Regions from separate parts of the Mus musculus genome. Here region 2 is linked to region 1. Evidence: chromatin loops called from intact Hi-C (ENCODE). Cell type or tissue: gastrocnemius. All regions are shown on one strand. Each heading gives the region's core, and the rest is flanking DNA. Links, peaks and the distances in the headings are about the cores only.

Region 1 (5,369 bases), core at 287-5,286:
TGGAACAGAATACAGGATGCAACTGTTTCCTTTCAGGGCTTTCGATCGTACAAAGCCTGTGAAGGAAGGCCCAGTTGATCATTGTTTATGGCTGTCTTACACAGGCTTCCAAAGGATACACTATTATTATTACTATTATTATTATTATTATTATAGCATTAAATTGAAAGTCTGGAATGGTTAAAAACAAAACACACTGAATTACAAACCAGTGAAGCCTAAGACAGGCAAATGTAATGTACTGTCCTGAGTTAGAAAAAGGACACTAGGTTAAAACAACAACAACAACAACAACTCAAGGAAATCCGTGCAAACTATGGACTTTAGTTAATAACTAACTAATAATGGCCTGCTAATAGTAATAGGTGAGCTGTACGAAGGTACGATGTCGGTAAAGGGAGCGGCTTGCTAATGCTCTCGAAGAGCATGAGGAACGTCTATACCATCTGCTCACAGTTCCTTAAGAATAAAGCTGCTCTAAAAATGGCTCCGTAGCAAAGGCGCTTTCTGTACAAACCAGGTGACCCGAATTTGACGCCTGGAATCTATGCAAAGGTGGAAGGAGAGAACAGAGACCCCAGTGTTGTTCTTTGAACTTTGAACACATGTGGGGACATCCCCCACACATGCATATATCATGTGCGCACACACAAGTAATAGATAAAAATAATCTTAAACTAAAAATCATGTTTTCAGAAAGCTGAAAGAGAGCTAACAGTGTGACTAAGTTGGTAGCATTTGCCTAGTGTTTGTGAGAACCTGGTTTTACTGCTCAGCACCACAGAAAGCAGCTGGTGGTCCTTACCTATGATCCTATTACCTGGGAGGGGGAGGTAGAAGGATCAGAAGTTCAGGTTATCCAAGGCTTCAAAGTGAATTTGAGGCCAGCTTGGGCTACACATGACCCAGTCTCTCCAAGAAAAGGAAGCAGGTAAGTTAGGTTTGTTTTTTGTTTTTTCCTTTGTGTGCCTGCGACAGGCCTTCACTATAGATCCCTGGCTCACTGTGCAGACCAGGCTAGCCTGGAATGCTGCACAAGGCTTAGTTACCTCTGCCTCCTGAGCACTGGGATTAAAGGCGCTTACTACCTTATCCAGCAGCAAAGAAGATTTTATTTCACTTTATTTTCCTCTCTAAATCGTACTTTTGGTCCACAAAATGTTAATCAATACACACAAAGGATCTTTTATCTGATTTCAGATAGTTTTTTTTTTATTATTGATAATTTTTCTCACTGTGCTTGAAATTAGCATTTTCTTAATGTTTAACTTCAAAGAGTTTTTGCCATTTTGAAAATTTTAAAATATACTTAATGGTAAAATAATTTCTCTCCTACAAACACTGATAATTTTTTTTAAGTAAACTGGTTGTTAGACAATGTACACAGATATATAATGCATTTTAAATACTCTCTCACTATGTCAGGTGGTATCATATAAGGGCTTTTGAACACACATACACACACACACACACATATATATGTTTTTATTTTTATTAGATATTTTCTTTATTTACACTTCAAATATTATACCCTTTCCTAGTTTCCCGTCTGAAAACCCCCTATCCACTCCCCGCTCCCCCTGCTTCTCAACCCACCCACTCCTGCTTCCTGGCCCTGGCATTCCCCTATACTGGGGCATAGAACCGTCACAGGACCAAGGGCCTCTCCTCCCATTGATGTCCGACTAGGCCATTCTCTGCTATATATGCAGCTAGAGCCATGAGTCCCACCATGTGGTTTCTTTGATTGGTGATTTAGTCCCAGGAAGCTCTGGGGAGTACTGGCTAGTTCATATAATTGTTTCTCCTATGGGGCTGCAAACCCCTTCAGCTCCTTGGGTCCTTTCTCCAGCTCCTTCATTGGGGACCCTGTGCTTCGCATCCAATAGATGGCTGTGAGCATCCACTTCTGTATTTGTCAAGCACTGGGAGAGCCTTTCAGGAGACAGCGTTATCAGGCTCCTGCCAGCAAGCTCTTGTTGGCATCCGCAATCGTGTCTGGGTTTGGTGGTTGTTTATGGGATGGATCCCCAGGTGGGGCAGTCTCTGGATGGTCATTCCTTTAGTCTCTACTCCAAACTTTGTCCCTGTAACTCATTTTTTATTGTTTTGTTTTGTTGAAACAGGGTTTCTCTGTGTAGCCCTGGCTGTCCTGGAACTCACTTTGTAGACCAGGCTGGCCTCGAACTCATGAATATATTTCTTAATGATTAATTTTTAATATTTTATGCTCTTTTACTATGCTTAACTCCCAAAGAATATTTTGCATGTTTTGAAACAATTTAGTATTCAACATTAGATATAGGATCCTCAGTTATGGATAGTATTAAATATTCATTAATGATATTTTAGGGTATGAAAGGATATGAATATAAAAGTTGAAAAAAATTTATGGATTATTTGATTCTCAAAGTACTCAACATTATTAATATGTTTGATGTATAAAATGCATTTAAATAATAAAAAATTAAGAAAAAAAGTAAACAAAAAGTTTTGAAATAATCACAAAATAGAAAAAACTTTTTTGCTTAGTTATTTTATTCCAAACAAGGAGCCCTATTCCACAAATTACCTCTACATTGTTCCTCTTTTCATACACACGTTTTTTTTCTTACGTTTTGGAGACACTGTCTTACACAACCCAGGGTAGTTTTGAACTCCTTACACAAGAGAGGAGGATGTCCTTGAACTCCTGATTCTTCTGTGTCTCCATTTCCCAAGTGCTATATATTTGGCAATATATTATTAAACGTCTTTCAAGTCAACCATTTAAGCATATTTTATTCTTTTAAACTAACTTTAGTGGACACCTTCTTGCACAGACAGGCAAGTGCTTTAGCCCTTGGGCTCAATTGTGCCTAGCCACTGCCCTCCAGGTTTCAGAGCTGCTGCTGGCGTACAATGCATCTCCCACAGTTGCATACCGCCTCCCTCAGGTGGAAGAAGGTGATGAATAGAACCTGTCTCAGATGGGACCAGATGAAGGGCCCCTCCCTCGCAGGTTGATAAATGTCCCGAAGATCCTAGAGGCACACGGACCAAATGACTACATGCGATCAATTCTTGCTAACGTACTTGCTGCCCAACAGGGGGCGACTGAGCACCAAGTCTTCCTTACAGCGCTTGCGCCTCAGACTCCGCTCTGCGCATGCGCAGCGCGGCTCTACACTGACGGAAGTTAGAAGATGGCGGCGTCCGCAGTCTGCCGAGCGGCCTGCTCCGGGACGCAAGTGCTACTTCGCACCCGCCGCTCGGTGAGGTGGCAGTGAGACGTTGGGCTGCAGGGCCCAGGGCTTTCGTACACAGATGAGGAGCAGGCTGTCTCAGCAGTGGCGGGTCGGAGTGGGGAGGTCGCGGGGGTCAGGGCCGTGGGAAGGTCATGGCGGAGGGCGGGGATGGTTATCTGCTCTGGCTTGGGTTTGAGAGCCGAGGTCCCAGAGGCTTGGCGAGCAGTTCTTGCAATGGTCGCCTTCTCCCTTTAGCCGGCCCTGCTGAGGTTACCTGCCTTGCGGGGTACCGCAACCTTCGCCCAGGCCCTCCAGAGCGTGCCGGAGACCCAGGTCAGCATCTTGGACAACGGGCTGCGTGTGGCCTCGGAGCAGTCCTCGCATGCTACCTGCACGGTAAGTGTGCGCCAGTCCTCTAGGTGAGGCCCGCCGTGTTGTCCCAGGTTGGGATGTGACCTTGGGCTCCAGTCTTACATGTTTTGGGTGGAGACTGGCTTACTGCCGGGGCTTATCCCTGTACCTGACTTCAACCCTGCCTTAACCCGGCAGCCAACATTATGGTGCTTGCCAAAGACGGGGCCGAATTCTCTCCTCCAGCTTTTCGTTCTACCTCCCCGAGAGAAGAGATTATTCTCTTGCCACGAAAAAGAATGAGATTTCACAGACTTTAGGTTATTTACAGAAAGACATCCAGGTCTGTTAGACTCACCACCTAGGCTATGTAATTTGTAGACGTAGCCAGGAATACACTTCAAGAAATGCCTCTGAAGGACGGGGAAGATGGCCCAGTGGGTAAAGAGCTTGGTACTCAAACATGGGTATCTGAATTTGGAGTCCTCAGTGTTGTGATTTAGGTCTAACACCAATACTCTGAGGGGTGGAGACTAGTGTGTCTAAGCCGGTCTTACTTTTACCTACACGAGTGGCTTACATGTGTGTATGTGCACCATGTCTGTACATAATGCCCTTGGAGGTTGGAAAAGGATATTAGAACCCCCAGAGGGCTGGTGAGATGGCTCAGTGGGTAAGAGCACCCGACTGCTCTTCCGAAGGTCCGGAGTTCAAATCCCAGCAACCACATGGTGGCTCACAACCACCCGTAATGAGATCTGATGCCCTCTTCTGGTGCGTCTGAAGACAGCTACAGTGTACTTACATATAATAAATAAATAAATAAATAAACAAATCTAAAAAAAAAAAAACAGAACTGGAGTTACAGGTGGTTGTGAGCCACCGTGAGGGTGCTGGGAATTGAACCTGGGTCCTGTGGAAGAGCGGTTCCTAACCCTACACAGTCTCACCATCCCACGTACACATACGTAAAAATAAAAATTTTTTTTCTCCTTTTTTTTTTTTTTTTTTTTCTTTTTTAAGATAGGGTTTCTCTGTGTCGTCCTGGCTGTCCTGGAGCTCACTCTGTAGAGCAGGCAGGCCTCGAACTCGGAGATCCATCTGCCTCTGCTCCCCAAGTGCTGGGAAGAAAGGCATGAGCCTCCAATGCCTAGCTCAGAAGTAAGGATTCTTAAAACAAAAAACAAAAGATTTAGAGTAATCAGAAAAAGCACCCAGTTTCCTCTGCCCTCCGCAGATATTTGTGTGGTGGAGTGTGCACACGCATGTATGTGTGGCACTTGCACACACGAAAGAAATGCCTCTGAAAGACTGGGAAATGTAACTTGGGTGGAGCCTTTGCCTACTGAGTGGAAAGCCATGAGCTTTATAGCACTGAAGGAAGACAAAGAGTACCTTTGAAGATTACAGTGAATTGGATGCTCTTTGGTTAGGAGGGCTGGCCGCTCTTGCACAGGACCAGATTTCAGTTCCCAGCACCTTTATTGGGCAACTTCTAACCACCTGTAACTCCAGCTCCAGGAGATCTGACACTTTCTTCTGGCTTCTCTGGGTACCTGTGTACGCTGGTACACAGAAACACAAATACTTTATTTAAAATTGCAAATTGGCCAGGAGAATTGACTCTGGTTTATAGTACTTGTTCTCTTTCAGAGGACCTGGCTTCAATTCCCAGCACCCACGCAGTGGCTCACAGCCAGCTGTAACTCCAGTCCCAAGGGATCCTGTACCCTCTATGGATCTGACCTCCATAGGCACGCATATACATACACGTAGGCAAAACACTCATCC
Region 2 (5,369 bases), core at 180-5,179, 82 kb before region 1:
GGGAGAGAGACACTCCACTGGGCGCTTAGCTAAGCGTCTGCTCTTTCATTTCATCTTACAGCAGAGTGAATGAGTCAGGCCCCACCTGCTCTTTCCCCTTCTCTTCCCCACATTGATCTGAACGTTGTTGTTGGGGCCCAGGGTGCAAATTTGATCTTTGCATTTTCTCCGATGCCCCTAGGCCAAACTCCTGTTGGGGGGGGGGATTGGTCTTGGAAACAGGGGTTCCTCCATCCTCCTCCTGAGGGCTCACGTGCTCCACTCCTCCCTGTGGGTGTGGATATGTATTACATGGAGTCCCTGCCGCTTACTGCCTTAAGACCTAGGACTGATGCTGCAGGTGCTGGTGGAGCAGCAGAAGTCATGTTTACAGATCAAGGCTTCCCTTTCTCCCTTAGGGAGGGACTTGGGCCTCTAATCAGACATTCCTAGGGGGGTGGGTGGAGGGGAAACTCCTTTGTCCCTCCTTCACTTGTCTGTGGTGCCATTGGTTCATTACACTGTCCCCTTGAGGGATGAGGGGGGCAGTGAGCAAAGGGAGCAGAAACAAGGGAACCCAAGACCCAGAATGTAGGTAGGTGCCACCGCCTCTCACTGCTTACAGGATCCTCCCTGGCACCAGGCTGCAGCAGTGGCTGCCCCACCTTCTGTTGGTCCCTTATAAAGGGACAGGTAACTGTTAGGATCCTGCTCACAAAACTCTCTTGTTAGTTGTCTGATGTCCAGTGCTGGGGACTTTACATTTTTGTTACTTTGTTTACAGATCAAGATTATTTTTTTAACATGGTTGGGTTTTATTTATTGTTTACAGCTTCAACCATTGAACTTACACACTTTGTTTTATAGTTCAGAATGTTTCCCCCTCTTTGTTTACAAGTGAAAGGTAGAAAAAGTGGGGGAGGGGCCTAAAAGACCCACCTGCGATGCCCCTGGACCTGGCCATCTTGAGGTAGGCTTCTAATCCCAACTTTTCCCAGGTCAAAGGTCAGCTGAGTCTTCTAACAGCTTGCCCCGAAAGTGGCTCAGGACCGGGGTTCTGTGCAGCCGCCACCCACCCCTACCCTGTGTTTACTCTTGGGAGGCAGTTTCTGAGATTCAAAAAAATCCCACTTCACTGCCTGTGCCAAATCCCACCAGCCAGGTCCCCAGCTCTCTTTACCCAGACTGACCCCTGCCCTTGAAGGGCTGAGAGGCCTGTCGGTTGGGAGAGTGTCCTTGCTATGTCCTAGGTTCTGTAGATGCCCGTCTCTGGGGTCCCCTTCCAACAGTGGCCCTCTTTCCTGTCTGTGTAAATTGTTCCGTGAAGCCGCGCTCTGTTTTGGGAATAAACTTCTATAGAAAACACTTGTTCCTCTTTCTGTCTCAGCTGTTGAGAATACTCACCCAGGATGACCTTTGTAGGACTCTGAGCTCTCCTCCCTCCAAAATAGCCAGTTATTTTTAGCCCATTTCATGGGAGATTTGGACCAGGTTCCCATTTCTTTCTGAAATATGGCCTCTCACCTTGTGACTGGAGCCTGAAGTTGGAGCGCAGGAGCTGCGCCAAGAGAAGCCACTTTCCTGGTCTAGGCAGTCATATGAGGGTTTCCTTAATATCCAGAGGCTGACATTTGTGGCCCTGCCCATTAGTCACCCCAAACCTAGGCGTTCCCACTTCAGTTCCTGCTTACCCACCCACACTCTGGCCCTTACTGGTCTTTTCTCACTTGGATCAGGCCAGAGCTTCCAGACCTGGAAAGGATCCTGAGTGCTCCATTTCCAGTCTAGGCAGCCAGGTGTGAAAGTGAAAGGGGGGGGGGGGGCTTAAGAAGCCACCCATGGTGACAAATACCTTTGATCTCTTCTTTAATCCCAGCACTCACTAGGCAGAGGCAGGTGGATCTCTGTAGACAAGTCTGGTCTACAGAGAGTTCCAGGACAGCCAAGGCTAAACAGAGAAAACTTGTCTGGAAAAAAAGAAATGGAGGTGGGGTGGGGCTGGTCTTGAGGACCACTGTGCCAGGTCTCAGAAGGAAAAATCTGAGGGTGATACTCACAGCTTGGTGGTCCCTGAGAGACCCTACAGGCCTAGATCTCCCACAGTTGAGGCTGGGGCCCCTGGTTGCACACCTAGGCATCCAGATCGGTCAAGAATGTCTCCTCTGCATAAAGTGGGGACCTTCTACAAAGCATACAATTAGGTCCAGCCACTTAAGGGCACAGAGGCATAACATTGGCCAAGCGTAGCGCTGGGCCTTCGTTCCAGTCCTCCAGTCTCAGCAGAATGCTCCAGCTCCCAGCAGGTTAACAAGAATCGCAGGCAGGGACAGAAGCTAGGCCGACGGGAAGGAAAGGGTTAAAATTTTATTCTCCGGGCTCGCCCCGCCCAGAGAGTATGACTTGGATTCCACCCCCAGAATTCTGATTGGTCTGATCTTGCACATCCTAGCGGTGGAGCTTGCGGCCGGCCAAGTTCTGGGCCTGGCGCCACCTTCTAGCCGGTAGTGGCCTCCTGGGGGAGCTGTTTGAAAAGCGGTACACGAGTTACCCTCTGAGGGCCATGGGACTTCCCGATGGGTCCGGTGAGTTGCAGGGCGCTGCCCAAATTCCGCGTGCCCGCGAAGCGCTAGTAGTTCTGTGACTCCCGGCCTGGGTCAATTCAGGAAGGGAACCTCCAAGTCCCCGACAGGCATTTCCCGTCTGCGGAGCCTTAGTTTACCGCCTTGCCGATTTTCCGAAGGAGGTTATCCATCAACAGCGAGGGATGGGGGCGGGCTCTGGCGCGACCCCAGCTCTTGAGGGTTGTACTGAACGTCCCTGGAGTGCTAATAAGGGCGCTGCAGGGAAGTTGCTGCTTACCGAGGAGTCCTGGCACGGGAGGTGTGCCAGCTGGGCGCGTTGGGACTGGGAGAGAAACCGCTGCAAGACAGGCTCTAGCCAGGCGGTGGACCAGCCGCGGCCTGAGTCGGCAGGGTACTGTTCACATTTGTCGCTGCCGGCCCTTGTGCCCTCCCAAAGGGAGGTGCCAAGCATCAAGGCTCCGCCCTCCAAGGCGCGTGCCGCCTGGTAAGGGGAGGGAGCCCTTTAAGAAGACTTGAGAGATCTTGAAGGAGGGGAGAGGGGCCGCTGAGATCTCCTGGAGCCCGCGGTGCAGAGAATCTCTGAAGATCTTCCTTGCGTCTGCACTGCTCCCTCCTCCATTGGATACCCAGGTTAGAGAGTCTTCCCAGGTGAGTTCCTACCCCTCTGGTGGGATTCTCTCCCCTGGTTATAGCCTCTCCTAGATCAGAACTCACAGGTGATATCTTTCCCACAGGCTAGCCCCTCCCCCCTGCCCACTCCAAATTTGTTTCCCCTGAAATATATTTATAGAGAGCTGCATTCCATATGGAGGCACCCCCCCCCCAGATCAGAGTTTCTTCTGAGAGACCCCCTCAGATCCTATTCTCTGGTAAAGTCTCCCACTTCCGAGAGAAGTGCCTCTCCAGAGAAGTGCCTCCCGATGAGAGATTCCCACACCCCCGGTCAGAACTTGCCTGGCTGGTGAAAGCTTTCAGGGCAGAGTTCCCTCCAGGTTGGATTGGCTTCCAAAAGCTCCTGTTCCCAGGTGAAGTCTCTCTACTTCGAGTGGGAGCCTGTCAAAACTCCCTGGAGGTGAGAGCTTCGACCCTGGAGTCTTGCTGGACCCTGTCCTGAAACTGGAGGGCAGTATTGCTTACAGACCTCTGGTTTGCTAGTTCTTATCTGTCAACTCGCTCTCAGCCAACAAGGTTGGGCTCCTGGTGGAAAAGCTGGAAAGGGGACTGGACAGGAATTGATTCAGGGAAGGAAGCCAAGGGCCTGAGAGGTAGGGGCTAGGAAGCGCAGTCAGTTTGGACCTGGACCCAGACCTGGACTTGGACTTGAAGTGGTACTCGGGGCTGGGCAGCCACACCTGAGCTGGATGTGTGGGCATGCTCATCCATCTCTCCCTTCCGGAGAGACTTTGGCCCAGAAAGAGTCTTCCAGCAGCCAAAGTTCAGATACTGCCTCTGTCAGGGTGTGAGCACGGGGCCCTCAGAGACCAGCAGAGTTAGCTCTACCCTTGATCTTTGAGCCCAGAAAACTCAGGTATGTGGCTCTGTGGTCCCAAGTAGAAGTTCTATTGTATATCTGTGGTCTCACCTCTCTAGACCAAGGGACACATCAGACGCAGGCACTCCTGTCTGCAGCCCAAGAAATGGAGCTGCAGAGGAGAGACTACCATGTGGAAAGGCCATTGCTGAACCAGGAGCAGCTAGAAGATCTGGGGCATTGGGGCCCAGCGGCGAAGACCCACCAGTGGCGAACTTGGTTCCGGTAATGATGAGGGGAGAGGTTCTGGGGGTTCTTTCAAGGCCCAGACAGTCCACCCTGTAACAGACTTTTCTCCGTCCTAGATGCTCCCGTGCTCGGGCCCATTCTCTTCTGCTCCAGCACGTTCCAGTCCTGGGCTGGTTACCCCGGTATCCTGTGCGTGAATGGCTCCTGGGTGATCTGTTATCTGGCCTGAGTGTGGCCATCATGCAGCTTCCTCAGGGTGAGCTACCTCCAACCTCAGGGTTGCAAGTTCTGTGGTCTGTGAAGTGTCAAACCAGAAGCCAAGACCTCTGCTCTTGGAGCTATGACCCCCTGAGCCCAGGGCTTGGAGTCTCTATCTTTTTGATACCCTGTTCTTCAAGTCTGCATTGCTACTGTTTTATCTGCAGGCTTGGCCTATGCCCTTCTGGCGGGATTGCCTCCTATGTTTGGTCTGTACAGTTCTTTCTACCCCGTCTTCATCTACTTCCTGTTTGGTACCTCCAGACACATCTCTGTGGGTAAGTGGAGTCAGGCAACCCTTTCATAGAGGGCAGGGCAGGACAGGTTAGAGAAGAAGGAAGTGGCCTATGAATCGCCCCAAGCAGCACTAGGAAACTGTAGGGCTTCTTAGGTGCTGAATATCTCAAAGCCCTGGCTTCAGGGTGAATGATCTAGTCCTTGGGGCTGGGAAGTTCTTAAAGACCTGCCCAGCCTGCCCACGATCCAGACTTCCCCTGTCCTCCCCCTGAAGGGACCTTTGCTGTAATGTCTGTGATGGTGGGCAGTGTGACAGAATCTCTGACAGCAGATAAGGCCTTCGTGCAAGGCTTGAATGCCACAGCTGATGATGCACGCGTGCAGGTGGCCTACACACTCAGCTTCCTGGTCGGCCTCTTCCAGGTACGAAACAGCCATCCTAGCATCTGACTTACACTGTGACCCTCTCTGATCCCCCACATGCCCTTGGCTGTGCCTGTGACTTCCACCTCCCCTGACTTTCCCCGGCCACCCAACAGGTGGGGCTGGGCCTGGTACACTTCGGCTTCGTTGTCACCTACCTGTCAGAGCCT

What was found. A loop is a pair of places that touch in the nucleus more often than their neighbours do. Peaks named below come from ENCODE experiments on the same cell type or tissue, not always from the same donor. Only the 100,000 strongest peaks of a DNase experiment are listed, where the experiment ranks them.
Region 2: a loop joins it to region 1, with 8 times the contacts of the local background. A loop is called at or near these places in 1 of 42 quality-filtered maps.

Annotation. Positions count from the first base shown.
Region 1 is chr9:108,933,534-108,938,902 of GRCm38, forward strand. It overlaps Uqcrc1 (ubiquinol-cytochrome c reductase core protein 1), which reads left to right and starts at 3,115. Exons shown (of 13, transcript NM_025407.2): 1 at 3,115-3,254; 2 at 3,483-3,623. The coding sequence starts at 3,186. In gastrocnemius, for the core only: a CTCF peak has its summit at 3,069 (motif pointing right); a DNase peak (open chromatin) is centred at 3,123; H3K4me3 peaks cover 2,255 bases; H3K27ac peaks cover 1,588 bases.
Region 2 is chr9:108,851,626-108,856,994 of GRCm38, forward strand. Celsr3 (cadherin, EGF LAG seven-pass G-type receptor 3) reads left to right here. Exons shown (of 36, transcript NM_001359572.1): 36 at 1-1,344. Slc26a6 (solute carrier family 26, member 6) reads left to right here and starts at 2,418. Exons shown (of 20, transcript NM_134420.4): 1 at 2,418-3,209; 2 at 4,152-4,317; 3 at 4,398-4,537; 4 at 4,707-4,817; 5 at 5,051-5,199; 6 at 5,316-5,369. The coding sequence starts at 4,199. In gastrocnemius, for the core only: a CTCF peak has its summit at 2,480; DNase peaks (open chromatin) are centred at 2,428, 2,924 and 3,823; H3K4me3 peaks cover 3,928 bases; H3K27ac peaks cover 3,893 bases.